Regions from separate parts of the Homo sapiens genome. Here region 1 is linked to region 2. A link is an interaction called in ENCODE POLR2A ChIA-PET data of the cell type or tissue named here. Cell type or tissue: MCF 10A. All regions are shown on one strand. Each heading gives the region's core, and the rest is flanking DNA. Links, peaks and the distances in the headings are about the cores only. Region 1 has its middle 25 kb from the start of GRHL3. Region 2 overlaps STPG1 (sperm tail PG-rich repeat containing 1).

Region 1 (11,213 bases), core at 1,173-9,172, 72 kb before region 2:
TTTTATTATTTATTTATTTATTTATTTATTTATTTATTTTGAGACAGGGTCTCGCTGTGTTGCCCAAGCTGGAGTGCAGTGGTGTGATCACAGCTCATTGCAGCCTTTAACTCCCAGGCCTAAGCAATCCTCCCACCTCACCCTTCTGAGCAGCTGGAGCCACAGGCATGCACCACTATGTCCAGCTAATTTTTTTTATTTTTGTAAAAACAGGGTCTCACTATATAGCCCGGGCCAGTTTCCAACTCCTGAGCTCAAGCGATCCTCTCACCTCGGCCTCCCGAAGTGTTGAAATTACAGGCATGAGCCACTGCACTCAGCCTTGGGGGCCATTTTAAACAGCAAAATCACCAAAGAAAGCACAAAAAGTGAAAAGTGCAGAATTAAACAGAGCACGATAGGACATTTGTTGATTGTATGACAGCTGAAACAAGAGGGCACGGCCTTGCTTTGTTCAGCCTCAGTTGGGAATGTAGCATCGGGCAGCCCAAAGTTTTTGCTGCTCCACACGTGTGTGAAAGACAGTGAACACCCTGTGAATATTGACTTTGGAGTTGCAAATATATTTTAGCAAGCAAGCAAATTCACAAATATGGAATCTGCAAAGGATGAGGATTGACTGGTGATACTTTTAAGGTTCAACTTGGCATTCTGCGAGCTCCCTGGTGCCACGCCAGGCCTCTGGTCAGCTGTGTGACCTTAGGTGTCCATATCTGAACTAGATTTCATCTCCTTTGCAGAGTTGTTGTGAGAATTAAATGAAATGATGTCTGTAAAACACCTAGCACAGTGCCCGATACACAGTAGGTGCTAAAAAACCGGCCATTATGAGATGGCTCATGCCTGTAATCCCAGTGCTTTGGGAGGCCAAGGTGGGAGGATCACTTGAGGCTGGAAATTCAAGAGCAACCTAAGCAACATAGCAATATCCCCTCTCTAGAAAAAAAAAGTTTTAAACATTAGCTGGGTGTGGTGGTGTATGTCTGTAGTTCCAGCTACTTGGGAAGCTGAGGCAGGAGGATCACTTGAGCTTGGGAGCTGGAGGCTGCAGTGAATCATGATCATACTGGTGACACAGTGAGACCCTGTCTCATAAAAACAAAAAACAAAAAAGTGCATTGTTACTATTATCATCATTGGCCCAGGACCCTGTGTTCTATACACAGGGTGATTTTAACCAAGGTTTAGAGAAGGCCTGTCTGCACCAGAACTCCGGGCTGGCATCATTTTCATAAATTCTTTGTCCCATTCAGCTCCTCTCTGGCTATTCAGAAAATAATCTGAATGTTGAAACTTGTAAGCAATAAAAGGATTTCATGACACAGGCCAAATCAGGACTTTTCCGCTTTGCAATGACAGCCTTCCCCTCTCCTCTGCTGTGGCCCTGGCTCTCCACTCTCTCCTTGGGCTTCCCATGGGACTGCTTAGCATGGATCCCACGGGGTTATGGTTAACAGTCAAGAGTCCCGGGCGCAGGGCCAGGATGGCAACTCGCCCAGGGCAGGAAGCAGCTTACGCATCAGTATTCCCCATACTCAGCACAGGGCCTGGCACAGATCAGTGCCCTGTGAAGGGCTATGAGTTGAAAAAATAGTGACCTAGAGTGTACTGGGTGTCTCACCCAAACTTCCCTGACACGGAATAGAAAGCGATGAACAGAGTTAGCACTCAATATGTATTTGTGGGCCGGGCGTGGTGGTTCACGCTTGTAATCCCAGCACTTTGGGAGGCTGAGGCGGGTGGATTGCTCGAGGTCGGGAGTTTAAGACCAGCAGGGCCAGCATGATGAAACTCTACTGAAAAAAAAAACAAAAATTAGCCAAGCGTGGTGGTAGGTGCCTATAATCCCAGCTACTGGGGAGGCTGAGGCATGAGAATCTCTTGAACACATGAGGTGGAGGTTGCAGTGAGCCAAGATTGTGCACTGCACTCCACCATGGGTGACAGACCGAGACTCCATGTCAAAAAAAAAAAAAGTATTTGTGGAAGCAGGGAGGAAGAGAGGAAAAAGAAGGAAAGAAGAGGCATGCCTGACCCACCAACTGGATGACCAAACTATGAAAGAACCGAGAAACGAATGAAATGGAATTCCTCTCGTAGTTCTCCTTCTCTGGAGAACTCTCCTTCTCATCATTGGAAAAGGAGATAAATTAAATGAGTTGGTCTTTTAAATAATAAGCGCTAGCATAATAGCCGTATTTACCATGTGACCAGCTGTGTTCTGTTCATTTTGAGTGTATTAACTAATTTAATTCTCACACCAATTCTAGGAGATGTGTTACTGTGCCCATTTTACAAATGAGCAGACCAAGGCTCCAAGAAGCCAAGTAACAAGCTCAAGGTCGTGTGGCTGCTTAGTGGAGCAGCTGGCTCCAGAGGCTGCCCTCTGGGCTGCGATTGCTTTGGTCCCTCTGAGGTGTTTCAGGAGGTGGACCCCCCCACAGGTGGTGATGACACAGGGCTGGTATTGTGCCCTGCTCATCCTGTTGCTCAGATCCTCAGGTGTGGACTCCTTTGCTTGCCTCTTGCCCATTTCTCCACAGTCTAGCTCTAACAGACATTTTCAGTTTGATCTCCTTCTACGTCCTTTCCCGTACCCGATGCTGCACCCAAGCCAGCTACTCCCTGTTCCCTGCTCACACCCTGTGCATTCCTGTGTCTAGGCTTTTCCTGCTGCTGTTCCTTCCTTGGCCTGGAATGTGTTCTCCCACCCCCGACTCTCACAATCATCCCCACCTCTCCAAGTCCAATTCAGGTGCCACTTTAGCTGTGAAGCCCTCGCTGGCCATCCCTGTTTAAAATGCATTACGCCTTGCCCTGCTCTGGGCTTCAGTAACTAACTCTTGATCATCTCCAGCCCCCCACATCCCACCCTAAGAAACTCTCATTGACCAGGAGCCGGGCTGAATTTCTTCACCCCTCCCCACCCCAGATGTTGAGATTTGGGAGAGCAAGGAGCTCTGTCTAGCTCATATCCTTGTCCCCGCTGCCCAGCATAGGACCCGGCATAAGTACACTAACCGTAAAAGCATGGTTAAAAGTGACCTACTCCACTTTCAGCCACTAGCTGATGACGATGTGCTGGTGTCCCACACCTTCCATTCCAGGATTCCTTCAGGTTCCCTCAATACACTTCCCACTACACCTCTGTGCCTTGGCCATGCTGTTCCTTCCACCTGGAATGCTCTCTCTACCTCGGCTGCTCAGAGAATCCAGAGTCTTTTCAAGTTCAGTTCAATGTCCCTTCCTCTAGAAAGCCTTCTCCCTCCTTTGCCCCAGAGCTAAATCACTTCTTCTTTTGCGTTGTCTCCGCACTTCACACCTGCCTGGGGGTTTGCTAAGCTGTACTGCAATGAGTTTTCCTGTCTGTCCCAGGTGGCTCTTTGAAGCTGGGACATGACAGACCACCTCTACGTCCCCAGGACCAAATACAGTGATTTTAAAGCATGTTTAGTTGTGGAACTCTCTCTTCAAAAGCAAAATCTATACGTATCTCAAAATAAAACAGATATAAGAAAGCAGTTCTTGGCAGAATGGGGAAGGGGACTGGGGGCAGCCCCACCTGTGTGAGCATCTCAGACCCACCAGGGACGCTGTCTCAGAGCTTCTAGGCCTCAAACACAGTGTGAAAACCCCTGACTCAGCACAACATCTGGAATAAGGTCGCTGCTCAACAAATTCTTTTTAAATGATTTGAAGGCCAAACACTTTCAGGACCCAAATAATGAATTTCTTAGAGTGGAATTTCAGACACCTTGCCTGGAAGAAGAGACACACTGGGGCTTTGGCTCAGGAGTCAGGGGTTCAAGCCTCAGCCCGGTTGCTCCCTGGCAGGACAGGGACCTCACCTCTCTGGACTTAATTTTTTTCATACATAAAATGAGAAGAAAAGTAACACTTACAGGTGTAAGGGCTACTGGCTGTGGTTATTTCTAGGCACTGGGGCTCTCTGCCCCTCTCTTTTCCTTAAATCACATCATTCATGTCCTACTGAAAAAAGACCCACTGGCCGGGCGCGGTGGCTGATGCCTGTAATCCCAGCACTTTGGGAGGCTAAGGCGGGCAGATCATGAGATCAGGAGTTTGAGACTAGCCTGGCCAACATAATGAAACGCTGTCTCTACTGAAAATACAAAAAAATTAGTCCAGCATGGTGGTGCGCACCTGCAGTCCCAGCTACTCGGGAGGCTGAGGCAGGAGAATTGCTTGAACCCGGGAGGCGGAGATTGCAGCGAGCCAAGATTGCGCCACTGCACTCCAGCTTGGGCGACAGAGCGAGACTTCATCTCAAAAAAAAAAAAAAAAAAAAAGAAAAAAAAAGACGCACTGCAGTCAGAGTGTAGGCCAGTCTGGTATAACGATTTGAGCATGGGTCTTGGCGCCAGATCCTGGCTCTGGTCTCTGAGCCTCAGTTTGCTCATCTGCCAAATGGGGATAATAACAGTAGCTCGTGGGGTAGAGAAGGCTTGTAATGTAGAAGTTAAGTGTGTGCACAGGTCCAGTTGCCCTGCTTTGAGACCTGGCTCCCTCATTTTCTAGCCCTGTGACCTTGAGCAGATTACTTCACTCTATGTGCCTTGGTTTCTCCAGCTGTAAAAAGGGAGAAATAATAGTACTCCCCTCATAGGCGTGGATAGTCATAGACGTGAAATGCTTAAAACAGTGCCTGGCACATAGTAACTGCTACATATGTGTACCCAACTGATACCATCCCATGGGGCTGTTGTGAGGATTAAATTAGAATATAAATAAAACGTGTCCAGCCTAGGGCCTGGTATACGGTAAGAACTCAATTCAGAGGAGCTGTTATTTAATATGACTTTGGCTCAAATTCAGCATGTTACATATGTGCTCCTAGGGTGGGAGGAGGGAAAAAAACCTGGGCAGAAATTCTAGGCCTTGCAATCTCACTCTGCGATCTCCTGTGAAAGGGGCCGCAGCAGCTTCTGCATTTGGGTGGGTGCGCCACGGTGCAGTTCTGGGTGTGTCCTGCTGCCTGACTCAGACACAAGTGCCCTCTCCCACCTGTCCCCCACCCATCTCCCACAGCACCCTGTGCCTGCCCATCCATGTGGTGATTAGGCCTGACCCCGAAAGCAGCAAGATTCTATCACTGCCCCAGGGCCAGGGGTGGCAGGAGGGGTTATAATTATGGGTTTCATCGAAATTGTGGAAATGGCAAACGCTGCTTTCTGCGGCTCCTCTAAGGGCCCTGCTGGGGCCCTCCCCAAACCCTCCCACCTGGGTGCCCCCAGAAGCCGGCACTCCCAGTCCATGGCAACCTACAGTTACAGACAACTTATTACAAGTGTGCTAAGCGTTTTATGTGAAGAATCTCATTTAATCCTCACAAACGGTATTATTTCCCCCATCTTACAGGTGAGACTCAGGAAGGCAAAGTGACTCACCCTAAAGTATGCGGCCAAGACAGTCTCCAAGGACTTTCTGGCTCTTTGGCCCGTGATCTTAACCTCTACCTGAGTTTGTATCAAATATGGCACCAAAATGTGGTTGTAGTCCTACAGTTAGGGAACTGGGCCCCGAGTTTGGCCATGGCTCTCACCCTGTGCGATCTGGGCAGTCACGTCACCTCTCTGAGCCTAGGTTTCCTCTTGAGTTTAGCATGAGGGCCGGAGGAGGAAACGTGTGTGTCTATTAATGCCTGGGATGGATAAGGCTCCATAAGGGTCAGCTACCATATTCTTTTGCTGTTGTTGGTACTGTTAGGCTTTATTGGTGGAGTGATGAAATCACCGTCTACACAGACACAAACATCAGGGCATTGGGAAACCTCTTCGTACTGGATGTGCCACAGGCGAGATTTGATCATACATTCTCCAATTTCTTCCAGATCCTGAGTCATGAAAAGGTGGGCTGAGTCATGCCTGGGGCTTCCATTTTGCTTATACTGAGCCATTACGTTGTGAAATCTTTAGTAAGTAGCAGGAGCTTTAATGGAAAGCAAATTAAACTCATCCCCCAGTTTGCTGGGGGTGTGGAAGCCCGTCCGGGAAGCTCATAGTGATCATAGCATGGAGCCTGGAGCTCTTGGAAGGAAAGGGGTTTGAGAAGTCCTAGGTCTTCCTCCCCGCCTTTCCTTTTTCTTTTTAATAATGTGTTTTCTTCAGCCTGTGATAAATGACTGGGAGTGGAAGATGCCCAGTAGGGGGAGGGAAAGGGAGGGATGTTGTTTACTTATCTGGGAGCACATCGCCAAGACAAAGCTTGGAGTTCTAATACTCTCCAGTGCGTGACCCACTTCCCTCTGTGGCCCAGAGCAAGTATCGCCCTGATTTGCTGGTGACTCTGCAATAATCACCTCCCTCAAACTTCCACACCTCTCCCAGCAAGGCAGGAAGGAAACACCACGCCTGGCCTTGGGCAATCCCAGGGACCAGCCAGGATTCCATTAACCCCAGAAGTGAACCCTGGATTCCATTGGTCAGGCCCCACCCCCCAACTTCGTTGGGCTTCCTTGGGTAATTTATGAGCTTCTCCACTTTGGCTGTTATTATTCGCCTCTTGTTAATGAGCAGGCTTAGGGCATTCAGGATTTCCTTAGTCAGTGATTCCTCCTTCTGGAGTAGTCTGTCTTTGGACTTTTATAGGTCGTTAACAGCCTTGCAAAGTCTGACACTGTACCAGGCAACTGGGTTTCTTTACTGGAAAGGAAAAGGGGGAGGCTGAGGGACGGATGGAAGCTACTTCAGGTCAAGGGGGGCTCTTGCTCACCACAGGACATAAGCTCACCATTTTCTGTCCCAAGGGGACAAACACGACACACGCGGCTACAGGGGACTGAGGAGATTTTGTATCTGCATTCATTTTAAAATGGAGAGACCTGGAAATTGGCCTCCAAAGACAGCAAAGTAATGTTTCATTCACTGCTCTTGGGGGCTTCCTATTTTCTGAGGTAAATGTGTGCAGTTGCTTTCCTGGAAGGCACTTTTTCCTCAGCCTCAAGGCCTCTCCAGCTGAGGTGGCTGAGGGAAGGCCTGGAGTGAGGGGATAAAGTCACGGTTGACAACAACACCCTTCTTTTCATTCCTCAGCACTTGACACACTGGCACGCTTAATAAAACAGGTGGCAGGCATGGTGGGACCAAAGTGCTGATTCAGCCATGCCACTTGCCTTTCATCTTGGGCTTGGACTGTCGAACAGACATGCTTAACAAGAAGAGGTGGAGGAGTTTATCCCCTTAATAAGCCACCCTGAAGTCACTGTGCGGAATCATGTTCATCTCTCAGGATGCTGCGGGGGAATCATTTCTAGTTACAGAGTCTTAATAATTTGCCCAGTGGGCTTAAGAACTATTGATACATTCATTAATAACAACAAAATCTATTGATACATTTTTTGGAAAAAAGCAAGCTTAGGCTGGGCGCGGTGGCTCACGCCTGTAATCCCAGCACTTTGGAAGGCCGAGCCGGGTGAATCATGAGGTCAGGAGTTCGAGATCAGCCTGGCCAACATGGTAAAACCCCGTCTCTACTAGAAATAAAAAAAATTAGCTGGCGTGGTGGTGGGTTCCTGTAATCCCAGCTACTCGGGAGGCTGAGGCAGGAGAATCGCTTGAACCCACGAGGCAGAGGTTGCAGTGAGCTGAGATCGCGCCACTGCACTCCAGCCTGGGTGACAGTGCGAGACTCCATCTCAAAAAAAAGAAAAAAGCAAGCTTATAAAACATAATATCTTGTCTGTGATTCCATTTTTGTGAAAAAAAATCTACTATGGAAAGAATAGGTTGGAAGGTTTTAAAATATCAGCATTGAATGGTGGAGTAATGTTTTTAAATTTTTAGTTATTTATTGCCTTTGGTAATTCTGAAAATTTTCTCCCACAAACATATATTACATTTGAAATAAATAATAAAAGTAAACCCCTGGATATTTCTGGTAAATCCAACCCCAGCTTAGCTTAAAATTGTCTCCCAGATTCAGACAAAAATATCTCAAGGTCAGTGGCTAATTTCTGCTTTTATGCCTTCTTCAATTCAGCCCTACCGTCCAGAAAGCCCAGGGAGTTGAAGCTAAAGAGAAATCATTAGGCTGGGTGCCGTGGCTCACACCTGTAATCCCAGCACTTTAGGAGGCCAAGGTGGGTGGATCACCTGAGGTCAGGAGTTCGAGACCAGCGTGGCCAACATGGTGAAACTCCGTCTCTACTAAATATACAAAAATTAGCCGGGGCCTGGTGGTGGGCGCCTGTAATCCCAGCTACTCGGGAGGCTGAGGCAGGAGAGTCGTTTGAACCCCAGAGGCGGAGGTTGCAGTGAATGAGATCGCGCCACTGCACTCCAGCCTGAGTGACAGGGCGAGACTCTGTTTCAAAACAATAAAGAGAAATCATTGTTCACCATATTTGTATTTGACTGTGTGGCCCTTTTTTCCCTCTAGATCTAGCTTCTCCTGTAATGAGAGCTGTCACAGAAGGGCACGGGGCCGGAGTGGCTGTCTTTCCACAGCCATAAAATGTTTGTTTTCCCCTTGCCTTGCTTTACCCTGAGAGGCTGGGTTTAGCAACACTGTACAGTTCTCAGAGCGGGGCTGTTTATCAAAATGTGCTGTTTAAACCCAGGTTAAGGCAACCAGGATTTTGAGTATGGAACCAGCCCTATGTCCCAGCCTGTCTGGTCTATGTCTGCTCCTCAGCAGGAGCCAGGAACAAGCAGGGCCCTGGGGGAAGCCTCTCTTTATGAGGCTTCTGCTACTGAATCTCTTCAGCTTCCTCAGCTGGAAGCCTGAAGCTAAGCCTAGACAGTCTTGGCATCACCTCACCTTGAGCAAGGGGAGGGGTTTATTTAAAAAAAAAAAAGCTCTAGAAGATCAGGAGGATGACAACAGGTCATTTGGGAGTAAAACACTTTTTAGTGATGAAGCCTGAAAAAGGATTTTGAAACCCCAGACAGTAGTTGCTTATGTGATGGGAGAAATAGCCCTCAGGCCACCAGGGTCATTGCTCCTGGGGATGTTTTCTGAGCCTCCCTTCCGCTCCTGGTTGCAAAACACAGTGGTCTGTGCAAGGGCCCTCCAAGCCGCCGCCTGTGCACCTGGTCCTGCAGCCCTGCTGCTGCTTCGGAGGAGGTTATGTCCACCCTAAGGGAAGGCTTGGGTGAGGAGGAGGGCTAGTCAAGTGGGGCATCTTCCTCTCCTTTGGAAAAGGATGACAGAGGGGACATGCCCTTAGCTCACTGTTAACAGACCTCGGGAGAGGCTTCTCAGTTCTCCTGGTGAAAGCTGTCAGGCTTGGCACATGGAGAAGGAAAGCAGGAGGAGGAGGAGGAGGGGAGAGCAGCTGGAGGAGGAGAAGGAGGAGGAATAGGAGAAGGAGGAGGAGGAGGAGGAAGAGGAGGAGGAGGAAGAGGAAGAAAAAGAAGAGAGGGCAGCCATGTGCTTTTGTACCGCTGAACTTGCCCCTGGTGAGGCAGGTGAGAGCCCAGCACCCCAGCAGTCTGGGACCAGGGCAGAAGCTGCATCGTCCAGAAGGGATCATGGCCTGTTTGTTCCTGGAATAGGGCAGCGCATAGCTGGTGCTCAATAAGTATTTCAATGAACACCCAGCCTCTGGTGGGCAGTCAGCAAATGAACGAGTCTTGGATAGCAGCAGTTAAGAACTACTAAGTTAACTCCTAGTTAAGACTAGAGTTGGTGGATCTGAGTTCACATTTCAGCTCTGTCACTAAGAGCTGTGTGGCCTTGAGCAAAGGGGAACCAAATACCCACTACACAGAGTGGTTAAGGGGACTAAGAAAGTTTGCAGTTGGCCAGGTGCGGTGGCCCACGCCTGTAATCCCAGCACTTTGGGAGGCCGAGGCAGGCGGATCATGAGGTCAAGAGATGGAGACCATCCTGGCCAACATGGTGAAACCCCATCTTTACTAAAAATACAAAAATTAGCTGGGCATGGTGGCCTGTGCCTGTAGTCCCAGGCTGAGGCAGGAGAATCGCTTGAACCCGGGAGGCAGAGGTTGTGGTGAGCCGAGGCCACTGCACTCCAGCCTGGTAACAGAGTGGGACTCTGTCAAAAAAAAAGAAAGAAAGAAAAGAAGAAAGGAAAGAAAGAAAGAAAGAAGGAAGGAAGGAAGGAAGGAAGGAAAGAAGGAAAGAAAGAAAGAGAGAGAGAAAGAAAGAAAAAGAGAGAGAGAAAGAGATAAAGAAAGAAAGAAAAAAAGAAAGAGAAAGAAAGAGAAAGAAAGAAAAAGAAAGATCGCAGTGCAGAGCGGGAGCCTAGTAAACAGTGGATAGACAAGAAATGAATGAAAGCTTCAAACAATAACTGAGCAGCGTGAGAGACCTCTGAGGGTGATGGAACGATTGTGTATGTTGATCGTGGTAGAGGGGACACAGATCCATACCTTTGCCAAAATCCATAGAACTGTATGCCATAAAGAGTGAATTGTACTTTTAAACTTTTAAAAGATTGGTTGTCTCAAAGATTCCTTCTGGTTTTGACATTGTATGGCTTTCTTCACCTATAAGATAGAGTTGCTGCTGGAAAGAAATGATGTAATTGATGTGATTCTGCATTATGGTGGAAAGAAAAAGGGTCTGTATGATATAGTTTCATTTGTTCACTCTAGCGTCCTCTTATCAGCCTGCTTTTGGTTCCTTCAGGACTTACCCAGGGAGTGGTAGAGGATGGCCACTCAGGACCTCATTTGGCATCCAGGGGCAGCGAGCTCTCAGAGGTACCACATCCTTTATGGTAGCCTCTGGTCCCACATGGCTATTATGACTTGAAATGTGGCTGCCTTAATGAGGGAAGTGAACTTTTAATTTTATAATCTTAATTAACTTATATTTAGATTTAGAAACCGAATCAGTGTAAAAGATTTTCCTATTAAATATAACTATTGTTTTGGTAGGACTACATCTTAATTTTATTTATTTTATTGTTAATTTTTTTTCCTGAGATGTAATTCACATACCATAAAATTCACCTTTTGGTTATTCATTTTTTAAATTGAGACAGGGTCTGGCTCTGTCACCCAGGCTGCAATGCAGCGGCACCATCACAACTGACTGCAGCTTCAAACTCCCCAGCTCAAGGGATCCTCCCACCTCAGCCTCCTGAGGAGCTGGGACCACAGGTGTGAGCCACCACGCCTGGCTAATTTTTAAAAAAACTTTTAGTAAGACAAGACATCACTGTGTTGCCCAGGCTGGTCTCAAACTCCTGGGCTCAAGCAATCCTCCTGCCTTAGCCTCCCAAA
Region 2 (11,213 bases), core at 1,083-9,082:
TGGGGAAGGCACAGTTTCTAGACACAGCCAAGACCTGCACAGCAGCAAGCTGTCTGGAAGAGGACTGGTCACGGCACTGGGGCAGAGCCCTAGCTCCACTGGTAGTGAGCTGGGGACCCCTGGATCTGTTTCTTCATCTGCACATGGCAATCATGATGGGACCTACTTTGAGGTCAGGGTTGTCAGGATAAATGAGATGACGTACCTAAAACACAGTACTCAGGATAGGCCTGGCACACAGTGAGAGCTCAGTGTGCATTGCTGGAGATGTGGAGCTAACCAGAAATGGCAGGCCGTGTATATCTCATGTGCCAACTCTGATTGATTGGTAGTGCCTGGCTGGAGTTCTGTGAAAAAAACTGAGGCCTCATATGGACTCAATGGGAAGAGGCCTTAGTGACCCACTTGTGATGCCTGCCATGGTCAGGGAAGAGAAAGAAGCATCCCACATTCCACAGATTTGCCATCCCAAGACCAGCAGGTCTTTAGAGGCCACTGTAACATTGACATTCCAGAATCCTACTAAATATCATCCTGGGGAGGCAGGAGGCAGGAGTGGAAAAGCACCGGGCTGGAAATCAAGAGACTCTGCATAACCCTTTACCACTCACACCGCCATTGTTTTCAAGTCTGTCTTCCCCTCCTTCCAGAAAGGGAGTCTATCTTTTATCTCTGATATTGAGACATGAAATGAAAGACCGGACCTGTACTTGAGTCCTAGCTTGGTCACTAACTCATTCTGGGCCTCAGTTTCCCCATCTGTAAAAGGAAGGGGTTGGACAAGATGACCTCTGAGGTCCCTTCCTGCTGTGACCTTTCATCAGGCCTTGATTCAAAGTTCCACTGGGTTGTCAGAGACTTCTGCGCTTGTTACAGGAATCATGCTACTCTCCCAACCATGTAATAGAAGGGCCGCCTCCTTCTGGCTCACACCCAAGGCTTCTTCTAAAAGGCTTCTCACCAAAAGGGGAGAGGAGGTTCTCCGCACTGAATGGCCAAGGGAGCCTTCCCCAGCTTCCCCCAGCACTCAATGACCAAGGGAGCCAGCCCATCCAAGCAAAGGAGGGGACTTGGGATTCCTGGCCACTGGGGCACTACTGCACTTTAGCCAACAACTTCTTAAACACAGAGAGCTTGAGGGGACCCAAGTGATGTCTTCTTCAACCTCCTTAGTTTTCTAAAAATGTTGGTGTCCGGAGAGACAAAGTAACCGATCCAGTTATAGGCACCTTTGTAGGAATGCTGGCATAGAACTCAAGTGTTTGGCACCTAGCAATATGGAGAAAGCATGATGGCGGAGGGGACTGAGTTTAAGGGTCACACACAAACCTGAGGCTGAATTCTAGTCATGCCACTTACTGGCTGTAAGACAAGGCCCCTGATTTCTCTATAGCTTAGCGTCAGTATACACAGCATTGCAAGGAACAATGACACTAACTTTATAAAGGAGTTACAATGAACAGAGAAAAGGTATGTAAAGCACCTAGTAGAGCACCAGCACATAGTAGGTGCTCAATAAAGGTAGTTGTTATTCTTCTGATGATCCCTGTGTCAGCATCAATGTGTGCTGCTTGGTGACAGACAGGCAACTGAGCCTCGTAAAAGACTGACAGGGCCCTTCCACCCCAGAGTCATGCTGAGGCAGGGGACACCCCCCTGGTCAGAGAGGACACTGAAAGCCATCATAAATGTGCTTGGGCTCACATCTTGTGGTGGAGGAGCAGCTGGCGTGGATGCTTATATTTAGAACAAAGGTACCCACAGGGAAAGGGGGGACATGCTGCCTCCCTGTTTGCTATGAATCTGCATGGAAGAACTGGTTACAGGGTGTAATCAACAACCTCTCCCCTTATAAATAAAAGCTGGCTTCTCCTTGTTCTGGCTTGTGGCTCCCCCTTCAAAACACCTCCAGACATTTGATGAGTTTGTGGCTGGCATCATGGAGAGACAGGTTTGATTCCTGGAAATTACAGCTGGAACAAATCAACCATTATATGAGGTCACCCCATCACTGGTCTGGGTCACTCCAAGCCCAAGATTCCCACCCTGTTCTTTGAGAAAACCATGAGGTGTCTGCTTTCTTAGCCAAGGACAGCCTGCAGAAGGCTGGAGCACGCTGAGTTAATGACTCACCAGTGTTCTTGGCAAGATGGGTTAGAGAGGTTTCTTGTCTTCCACTCCTTCAGTATGCCCAGGAGAGGCTCAGAACCTTCAGCCTAGCACTATGGATCTTTCATGAGCACCAGCCATGTGTGGGATTCTGGGCCAGGCATGCTTGGGAATCCAGGCAGTTCTGTACTAAGACACGGACTTGAGTGTCCTTAAGGGCTTGACAATCCGCTGCCAGCAACAGCCATGACTGGTGACAACTTCAGGCAGTACAGGCTTTGCACTCAGACAGAGCTGGGTTTGAATCCCCACTTCCCCGTTCAACAGCTATGTGTTCTTAGAAAAGGCTCTTAACCTCCTTAAGCCTCAATTTCCTCATCTGTAAAACAGTGGAAATAATACCTACTACCCAGATTGTTAGGAAGATTGTGCTTTACTTGTAACATTTGTTTAAAAACATGAAATCTGTTCGAATAGAGGTTAAAATAAAAAACTGCATTGAAAGCAGAGAGAAAGAGACAGAGACAGAGGGACATTAATTCCAACAAGATGAATCCAGAAATCCATCCAGAAATCCAGAAAATCTTCAGGTGGGGAAGAGCATTTCCAGCAGAGGGAACAGCAGGAGCAAAAGCATGGAATGGGGAAAGCTGTAGCTGTTATGGCAGGAATTGGGACACAAGGAGACAGACGCTGAGCACCTAGACTGCCTTCAACCCTCCATTCACCAGTGATTTCCTGGGTTGTTCACTTGCTTCTGATACTCCCCACTTACAAACCCTGATGAAAACTTAAAGGCAAGATCTATTTATGGCCTCTCAATCCAGCCTAATCTCCCATGTCCTGCTGCTTCCGTTTTACCTTCCAGAAACACCCAACACAACACAGTTCAGCAACTCCATGCCTTTGTCCCTGCTGTTCCTTCTGTGAGAAACACCAACTTTCCCTGCAAACTCGAATTCAATTCTTGACGTTCTCACTTTCTTCCAGGGAAACTTCTCTCCTCCACCCACGCCTGTCTCGCCACCCCCCACCTGACTGTCTTGAATGTTCCCATCCTGTGACTCAAGTGAGGAACATGGGTTTTGGAGATGGATTTTGGAGGCAGAGGGACCTGGATTCAAATCCCAGCCCCACCACCGTCAACAGCCTGCACTTCACTGTAAACTCGGAATGACACACCCACCTGGAGGAGAGGTGGAAGGACGACGGCAGGTCACATCTGAGAGCTCTCAGCTCAGAGTATGTGGCCCCTGAATACATTCTGGCTATTACTTTGCATTTAAAATGTTGCATTTTCTATGGCTTTTACTTGCCTAGCTCTTTAAGGGAAGGTATTGTGTCTTCCTCAGCTTTGAGGCCCCTAGCCCTATCCCGGGAACATTTGCTGAAGTGCAGAGAAAAGCAGAGGGCTGGCAGCATGTAAAGGAGCCCAGGCATCTGAGGCCCACATGACAGTTTCATCCTCATCCAGGGCTGGTCCCTCCATGTCGAGGTGGGGCTGACAAATCACAAAGGTCAGGCTGGATCAAACCCAGGGCAGCCCACAGTGCATTGTGACCAGGGCTTTTATGAGCCTCATTGCTCAGTTATAAAAGCCAACCTGGCCCTGCCCCGTGGAAAGAAAACATCTATCAAAGGCTCTGAGTTGGCCACAACTGGATTAAGTGTGTTTGCAGCTTCCAATGTGAGCTGTTTGCAAATCACCTAAGAATAATGAATGTCTTAGAGGACTCAGCAGGCCACTTGGGGAAAGCATCTGAGACCCTCCAGACACTCCCAGGCACACATTCACTCGCCTCAGGGATTCCCAGGGTTGGGAGGGATAAAGGGGCAATTTTTCTCATCATTAAAGGGCAGCCGATTGCCTCTGGGGTGGAATGCAGTATCTGTTTAACAGGGTAGCGGGTGACAGATTACAGCTGCTTGGGAAGAAGCATCCCATATCTAATTGAAAATCCCAGGGGAAGTTAGGGTGGGTCCAATCTAATTACCAAAATTGGAGTGGGGCCAACGGGGCTTGATTTTTCAGCTCTAGCTGTGACAAGACAGCGTGTCTGTGCAAATCCAGTGGCTTAAAACTCCAGGAAGCAGATCAAGGGTTAGAAAAATGGCCCTGAGTGTTGCACCTCCTTGCTGGGGAGCATGAGTTGGAAGGCATTGCCTAGGAGGAACTATTTTGATCTCCAAAACTCTCACCCTGACTCACCCTAAGTGATTGAGTCATCACTGTGACGGATATTGAAGACCTCAGAAGCGAAACCTTGGCTGATACTTCACTTTGCTTCTGAAGACACCCTGGAAGCTGAGAAGTCCTCTTAGCTTTGAGTCAGCAAGGTGGCCATGGCCAAGGAACACCCGATGGCATGACCTTTAGCTAAGGAGCTCAGAAATGCCAGTGCTAACAAACAGCCAGCCCCAAGCACAGCATCCGCCCTGCGGGGCCACACTAGAAACCCTAGGAAGACACAGAGGACCCGCTCACCTGCTTTGATAAAAATACAAGTTACCATGTGAATTTTGTGGGTTATCTCCTTTTATCCTTACAACCACATTATGAGGTGTTCTTATCCTGGTTCACCAAGGATGACTTTGAACCCACTGGGAGTTAAGTGACCTCCCTTCCCCCAGGCCCACAGGGCTGGTGAGCAGGGAAAGTGGAGGTTCCATGGTACTGACTTTGGGGCCTACGCTAATCAATCCACTGCCCACGCTGCCTCCATGGCCTCTTCAGGGGACGTGATCAGCCGTTCCCTGCCCTAATGGTGGCCTCCTGAGCTTTGGTCATATCCAGCCATCCTCTCACGGCTGGGCTTTACATTTTTTGGCCAGTAACATGAGACTAAAAACTCCAGGGAGAATTCATATCTGCACTGATGCTTCCTGCACCCTGAAGAAAGCAGATCCAGAAAAGCATTTCTGTAGCTGTAACTCTGCCCAAGAATGGGAAGCCCATCAACTCCAACCCAAGACAGATGAGGGCAGGTCTCCCCCTGCATGGCACGCGTGTGTTCCCGAGAAAGAAACATGGCGGCAAGTCACCGCCGCTCCACGTAGCCGTGGAGAGCTAAAGAGGATTAGTTCTGATGTGGACAAAGTCCTAAGGGAAGGTGCATGCAGATGGGGTCACCTCAGGGGTCTACTGACCTCAGGAACCCGTGTAGCTCCTGTCCCTCTCTTCCCTCCAGGGACACAGGAGAAAACAGAACTGGAATTTGAGAAACTGGATTTTGGATATTTCCTCAACACTCTGATATTCAGCTGTCTTTTCTTTTCATTACATCATTTTCTTCATCATTCATCGGGAACAGATAAATGTTTTTTTTAGAATAGTCCAAAGCCTACCAGTCTTATCTTCTTGCTTTCCAAATAAAATGATAAATTTCTTAGCTTCATCTTTCCCACGTTAATTTTAAAATACATAATCTGGACCTCCTCTGTGGGTCCAGGCTGGCTCCACGTTCGTTGTCCCCTGTGTGCTCTCCTGAGTCCATGGTGAGCAAACCTGGGATTCTGATGTGTCAGAAATGCAGACACCCTTCTTTCGCTTATAGAGAAATGAAGACCCAGAGAGGTGCCCAGAGCAGCCCCAGACCACAGAGCCAGCTATACAAATGTCGTGCTATAGAGCCTGGGGCACCATCCCCTCATCAGGGTGAACCCAAGTTTAGGAGACAGCGGGTTAATAGGTTCCTTTACTGCAGGCCTTCTCAGAGCCTTTAAGATGCCTGTGCAGACTGCGATGTTCTCAGGGGCAGAGGGTTACGATGCAGTGCTTCTCAGACTTATTAACCAAAGACCTTTTATTTGTGAAGCATTGACAGAGAGCCAGCGAGCCCTAGAAGCCCCAGACACGCAGTCCCGCTGCACTGCCCAGTGGGAAGACGGCCCCATGGGTTGTACATGGCCATACACCCCTGGGGCCACCTAACCCGGCATTTTGCTGCAGGCTCCTCCACCTGGCTTCGAGGCTGTTCCCAGATGAGGTTGGCTGGAGGCGTGGTGTCCTGTTCACCTGAGCCTCCAGTACAGAACTAGAAATCTATAGAGTCTGCTGACTGACAAATGCAAACGCCATAAAATAAGAACGATCTCAAACCACCTGTTCAAACTTGAGCAAAAGCCAGAAGATATTTCTCCAGATAAAGCAGTTAAAAATTGAGCATCCTCCACTCTTATGTTATTTCACCATTTTCCTTGAAGAAGCTTCCAAATTTGGGCTGGGGGCTTGAGCTGCCATGCCAAATAACAGCTGTATTGTATAATATAGCCTAGTAGGTCTATAGGATATACAATAACCACAGCTATCATTATAAGGGTAATAGCTATTTTCTTTCTTTTTGAGACCAAGTCTTGCTCTGTCACCCAGGCTGGAGTGCAGTGGCATGATCTCGGCTCACTGCAACCTCCACCTCCCCGGTTCAAGCAATTCTCCTGCCTCAGCCTCCTGAGTAGCTGGGATTACAGGCGCCCTCCACCACGCCCAGCTTTGTATTTTTAGTAGAGATGGGGTTTTGCCATGTTGGCCAGACTGGTCTCAAACTCCTAGCCTCAAGTGATCCATCTGCCTTGGGCTCCCAAAATGCTGGGATTACAGGCGTGAGTCACCATGCCCAACCGGTAATAGCTATTTTCCAACATCTTCTCATCGAATCTTCATGGAATCCCTACGAGATAAGATCCTTATCTCTACTTAATAACATAAAACTGAGGCTCAGAGAGGAGAAGTCTCTGGAAGGTACAGAGCTGGGATTCATACTCTGGTCGGCCAACTCCAACACCTGTCCTCTTGACCACTCTTTCTCTGGCAGAGTAAGGGAATAGTTACTTGTAGAGATGCCGCATGCCAGCCTGGAGGCGGGAGGTCTCTGGAGAGAGACTTTCCAGAGACAGAGCTGTTCCTGGAGACTGGCCTGCCCCAGCCCCTAGCCCTACAGCCTGTACAAGGCCAGCCTGCAGAGCCCTAGACCTGGAGGGCAGAAGGGACTCCTCTGGTGGATTCCAGCTGAGGTCTCAATCCCCTCTCCAGATCTTAAGTTCGACTTGGCAGATTCACAACTTGCACCTCTCTCTAACTGTGGTCCCCTTGCCCTAGGCTGATGATCAGACTATGCCCAATGTTGGCAGCCTCCCTGGGTTGCCTGGACTTCTGACCCACTGTGGCTATGGCTCCTAACACCTGCCTGATCTCTCTGGAGGGGCCCAAGAGGATATATTGTTGGTCCCACCTGGCCAGCCCTCCCAGTGGCCAGCTCTGTCTGGAGGGGCTACGCATGGGTGAGAGCTGAGATGGTAACAGGAGGACTAACCCTAACTGCAGTTAGTTCCAGAAGTTCTAGAACCATTCGAGAAATAAATAAGCTCTGTGAGTATTTGAGCCTCTTAGGTGAGAGTAATATAAAATGTGTAGGATATTAAACAGGGTAACAAAAATCCCTGTATTTACTTTTAAAAATCTGTGTTAATTTTGAGTCACCAGCTGCAATGCCAATGCCAAACATATATTTTATTTACTTTTTTTGTTTTTTGAGACAGGGTCTCACTCTGTCACCCAGGCTGGAGTGCAGTGGCGCAATCTCGGCTCACCACAATCTGGGCCTCACAGGTCCAAGTGATTCTCCTGCCTCAGCCTCCCGAGTAGCTAGGATTACAGGCGTGCACCATCATGCCTGGATAATTTTTGTATTTTTAGTAGAGACAGGGTTTCACCATGTTGGCCAGACTGGTCTCGAACACCTGATCTCAAGTGATTCGCCCACCTCGGCCTCCCAAAGTGCTGGGATTACAGGCGCAAGCTGCTGCGCCCAGCCAAACATGTATTTTTAATTCTGAAAGCAAAATCCTACGAGGCAGGAATTATTCCCACCTTACAGATGAGGGCATGGAGGCTCAGAGAGGTTAGAACTCTGCCCAAGGTCACAGAGCATAAAAACAGCAGAGCTGAAGTACAAATCCAGCAGGTATCACCAACTCGAAAGTCAGGGCTTAAACTTCCATCGGTATAAAGCTATGAGAGCTTGACTGCTTCTGAATGTCCTGCCACTCCAGCGAAGATTTTATGTTACAAAAATAGAACAATGTCAGCACCAGGGGAATCCAGCATCACAGGGAATGAGGAAAGACTTAGTCCTGAGCCAATTCCCTGTGGCTCCTCAAGTTGGCTGTGTGGACTTGGGCAAATGTCCCGCCAAATCCGAAGCCTTGCTTCCTCCTCTATGGGGTAAGAGTAACAATTCTTACAACAGGATTATAATAATAATTGAATACAATTTTAAGTTCCTGGCACACAGTGGTTGCTCAATAAGTATCAGGCATTCAACAGGCATTTACTGAGCATCATTATGTGTGACTAAGGGCCCCTGAAGAGAGTGGCCCGGCACTGTGCTCTGCCAAGCAGTGACACCCCATCCTTTTCTCTATGTTGGGCTTCTTCCCCACAACCACCTTTCAAAAGAAAGACCAGAATGATTGGGACTCACGGGAAAAGAGTCTTTTTTGGAACTTTTGTGCAATCACTGGGGTTGTAATAACCAGGTCCCGGGCCTGTTGACGTCAGTTTTAATCCACGGTTGGTTTTTGATTTAAAACAAGACATTAATGTATTTGGCGACTGCTTCACAAGGGATTCGTTGATATCATAATGCCCTAAGGAGAAAGAAATTTTAGGACAGAATAAGGAACTCTTCTCAAGTAAATAAAAAGCAGTACCTTACCCCTAAGAACACACCTGATGGCTGCAAGGCACCATCACTCTAGGATGGCCAAGTGGAAGGGCTGACTGAGATAGCCAAAAACAATCCTCACCATGCAGAGAACAGATGGCACGGGAAGCACACACTTAGCTGATTTAGTTCTCGCACTAGCCTGGCAAGATGAGTATTACTGCTTTCATTCTACACATGGGAAACTGAGACTCAGAGATTGTTAAATAATTTGCCAAAGGACATTCATCTAACCAGGGACTTAGACAAATCTCTCCACCTTGCTGGAGCCCAGTTTTCCTTCTCTATAAACTAAGAATAATAATTCTTCTGACAACAGAGTTGTTATGACAGTTGAATAATATTTTAAGTTCCTAGCACATAGTGGATGCTTTGTAAATATCATGCAATCAACAACTATCTTTTTTTTTTTTTTTTGAGATAGGGTCTTGCTCTCTTGTCCAGGCTGGAATGCAGTGGCACAATCACAATCACAGCTCACTGTAGCCTTGACCTGCTGGGCTCAGTGATCCTCCCATCTCAGTCTCCCGAGTAGCTGAGACTACAGGTATGTACCACCACACCCTGCAAATTAAAAAAAAAATTTTTTTTTTGAGACAGAGTCTCGCTCTGTCGCCCAGGCTGGAGTGCAGTGGCGTGATCTCAGCTCACTGCAAGCTCTGCCTCCCAGGTTCACGCCATTCTCCTGCCTCAGCCTCCCAAGTAGCTGGGACTACAGATGCCCACCACCACGCCTGGCTAATTTTTTGTATTTTTAGTAGAGATGGGGTTTCACCATGTTAGCCAGGATGGTCTCGATCTCCTGACCTCGTGATCCGCCTGCCTCGGCCTCCCAAAGTGCTGGGATTATAGGCGTGAGCCACTGTGCCCAGCTTTTTTTTTTTTGTAGAAATGAGGCCTCATTATTTTACCCAGGCTGGTGTTGAACTTGTGAGCTCAAGCAATCCCCCCACCTCAGCCTCCCAAAGTGCTAGGACTACAGGTGTGAGCCATCATGCCCAGCTAACATGTATGTGTTGAGCACCACTATGTAGAGACTGGTCTGCTTGTCTCCAAAGCCCACACTTCCCCACCACACCACAATGCCCTGTCTCAAGAAACTGTGACAGAATAAAATGAATTTGTGTACAAAGCTTTAAGGAAGAAGAGAATGACCAAAACTGGGGTGAAGAGGAAGCGATCTCACCCCTAAGTTGTCAGTAGCCCTGTGAATGGATGTTCTCCACCACTCTATTCATATTAGCAATCAATTCAAAATAATCACAATTTTCAATAAGACAATACTGGCTCCTTAATTTATGGTACTATCATATAAGAATATACTATATATTTATTTAAAATGATGTTCCGAAAGGATTTTTACTAACATGAAAAGACGTTCCCAGTATCAGCCGGGTACGGTGGCTCACACCTATAATCCCAGCACTTTGGGAAGGCAAGGTGGGCAGAACACTTGAGGTCAGGAGTTTGAGACCAGCCTGACCAATATGGTGAGACACCATCTCTACTAAAAATATTTAAAAAATTAGCCAGGTGTGGTGGTGTGCACCTGTATTCTCAGCTGTTCTGGAGGCTGAGGCAGGAGAATCACTTGAACCCAGGAGGCGAAGGTTGCAGTGAGCCGAGATTGCACCGTTGCTCTCCAGCCTGGGCAACAGAGCGAGACTCCCTCTCAAAAAAAAAAAAAAAAATGTTCCCAGTATATGCTTAAATTTTTAAAGAAGCAGATGTCAGCAGCATTTACAATACTGGATAACTATCTCTCATATTCTCTGTTTTGTATATATATTTCTACTAAAAAGGTTATAGCAACACTTGAATTACAAAATACAGAAAACAATGAAAAGCAAAAGCAAGGAATAGAAGGCATTTATGCTGCCACTACCAGAGAGAGCCAGCCGCCAGGAAGCTGGGGTGGAGGGTGAGCTGAAGGTACCAGATATTGAACTAGATGAGCCTGGATTAAAATCCAGCTGTGGGGCTGGGCGTGGTTGCTCACACCTGTAATCCCAGCACTTTGGGAGGCCGAGGCAGACGGATCACTTGAGGTCAGGAGTTTGAGACCAGCCTGGCCCACATGGTGAAATCCTGTTTTTACTAAAAATACAAAAGTTAGCCGGGCGTGGCGGCGCATGCCTGTAATCCCAGCTACTTGGGAGGCTGAGGCAGGAGAATCACTTGAACCCGGGGGGCGGAGGTTGCGGTGAGCCGAGATCGTGCCACTGCACTCCAGCCTGGGTAACAGAGCAAGACTCCATCTCCAAAAAAACAAAACAAAACAAAACAAAAACAAAAAAATCCAGCTGTTGGACACTGGGCCTGTCACCTGCTTTTCTATCTCCTCTGCCTGTGAAGTGGGGATAAAAGAAGAAGAAGAGCTCA

What was found. Peaks named below come from ENCODE experiments on the same cell type or tissue, not always from the same donor. Only the 100,000 strongest peaks of a DNase experiment are listed, where the experiment ranks them.
Region 1: POLR2A ChIA-PET joins it to region 2 with 23 read pairs; 2 of 35 experiments call an interaction of 5 or more read pairs at or near these places.

What each region holds. Positions count from the first base shown.
Region 1 is chr1:24,288,667-24,299,879 of GRCh38, forward strand. No RefSeq gene overlaps it. Among named protein-coding and RNA genes, the nearest start is that of GRHL3, 25 kb to the right of the region's middle. RefSeq lists a silencer at 9,238-9,485. In MCF 10A, for the core only: a CTCF peak has its summit at 6,245; DNase peaks (open chromatin) are centred at 1,485, 2,585, 5,835 and 6,375.
Region 2 is chr1:24,361,086-24,372,298 of GRCh38, forward strand. STPG1 (sperm tail PG-rich repeat containing 1) reads right to left here. Exons shown (of 9, transcript NM_001199013.2): 7 at 8,589-8,754. It also overlaps a transcript of GRHL3 not described here. Among named protein-coding and RNA genes, the nearest start is that of GRHL3-AS1, 45 kb to the left of the region's middle. RefSeq lists enhancers at 3,732-4,931, 4,134-4,428, 4,193-4,242. In MCF 10A, for the core only: no CTCF peak of the experiment used is centred there; DNase peaks (open chromatin) are centred at 2,106, 4,336 and 8,296.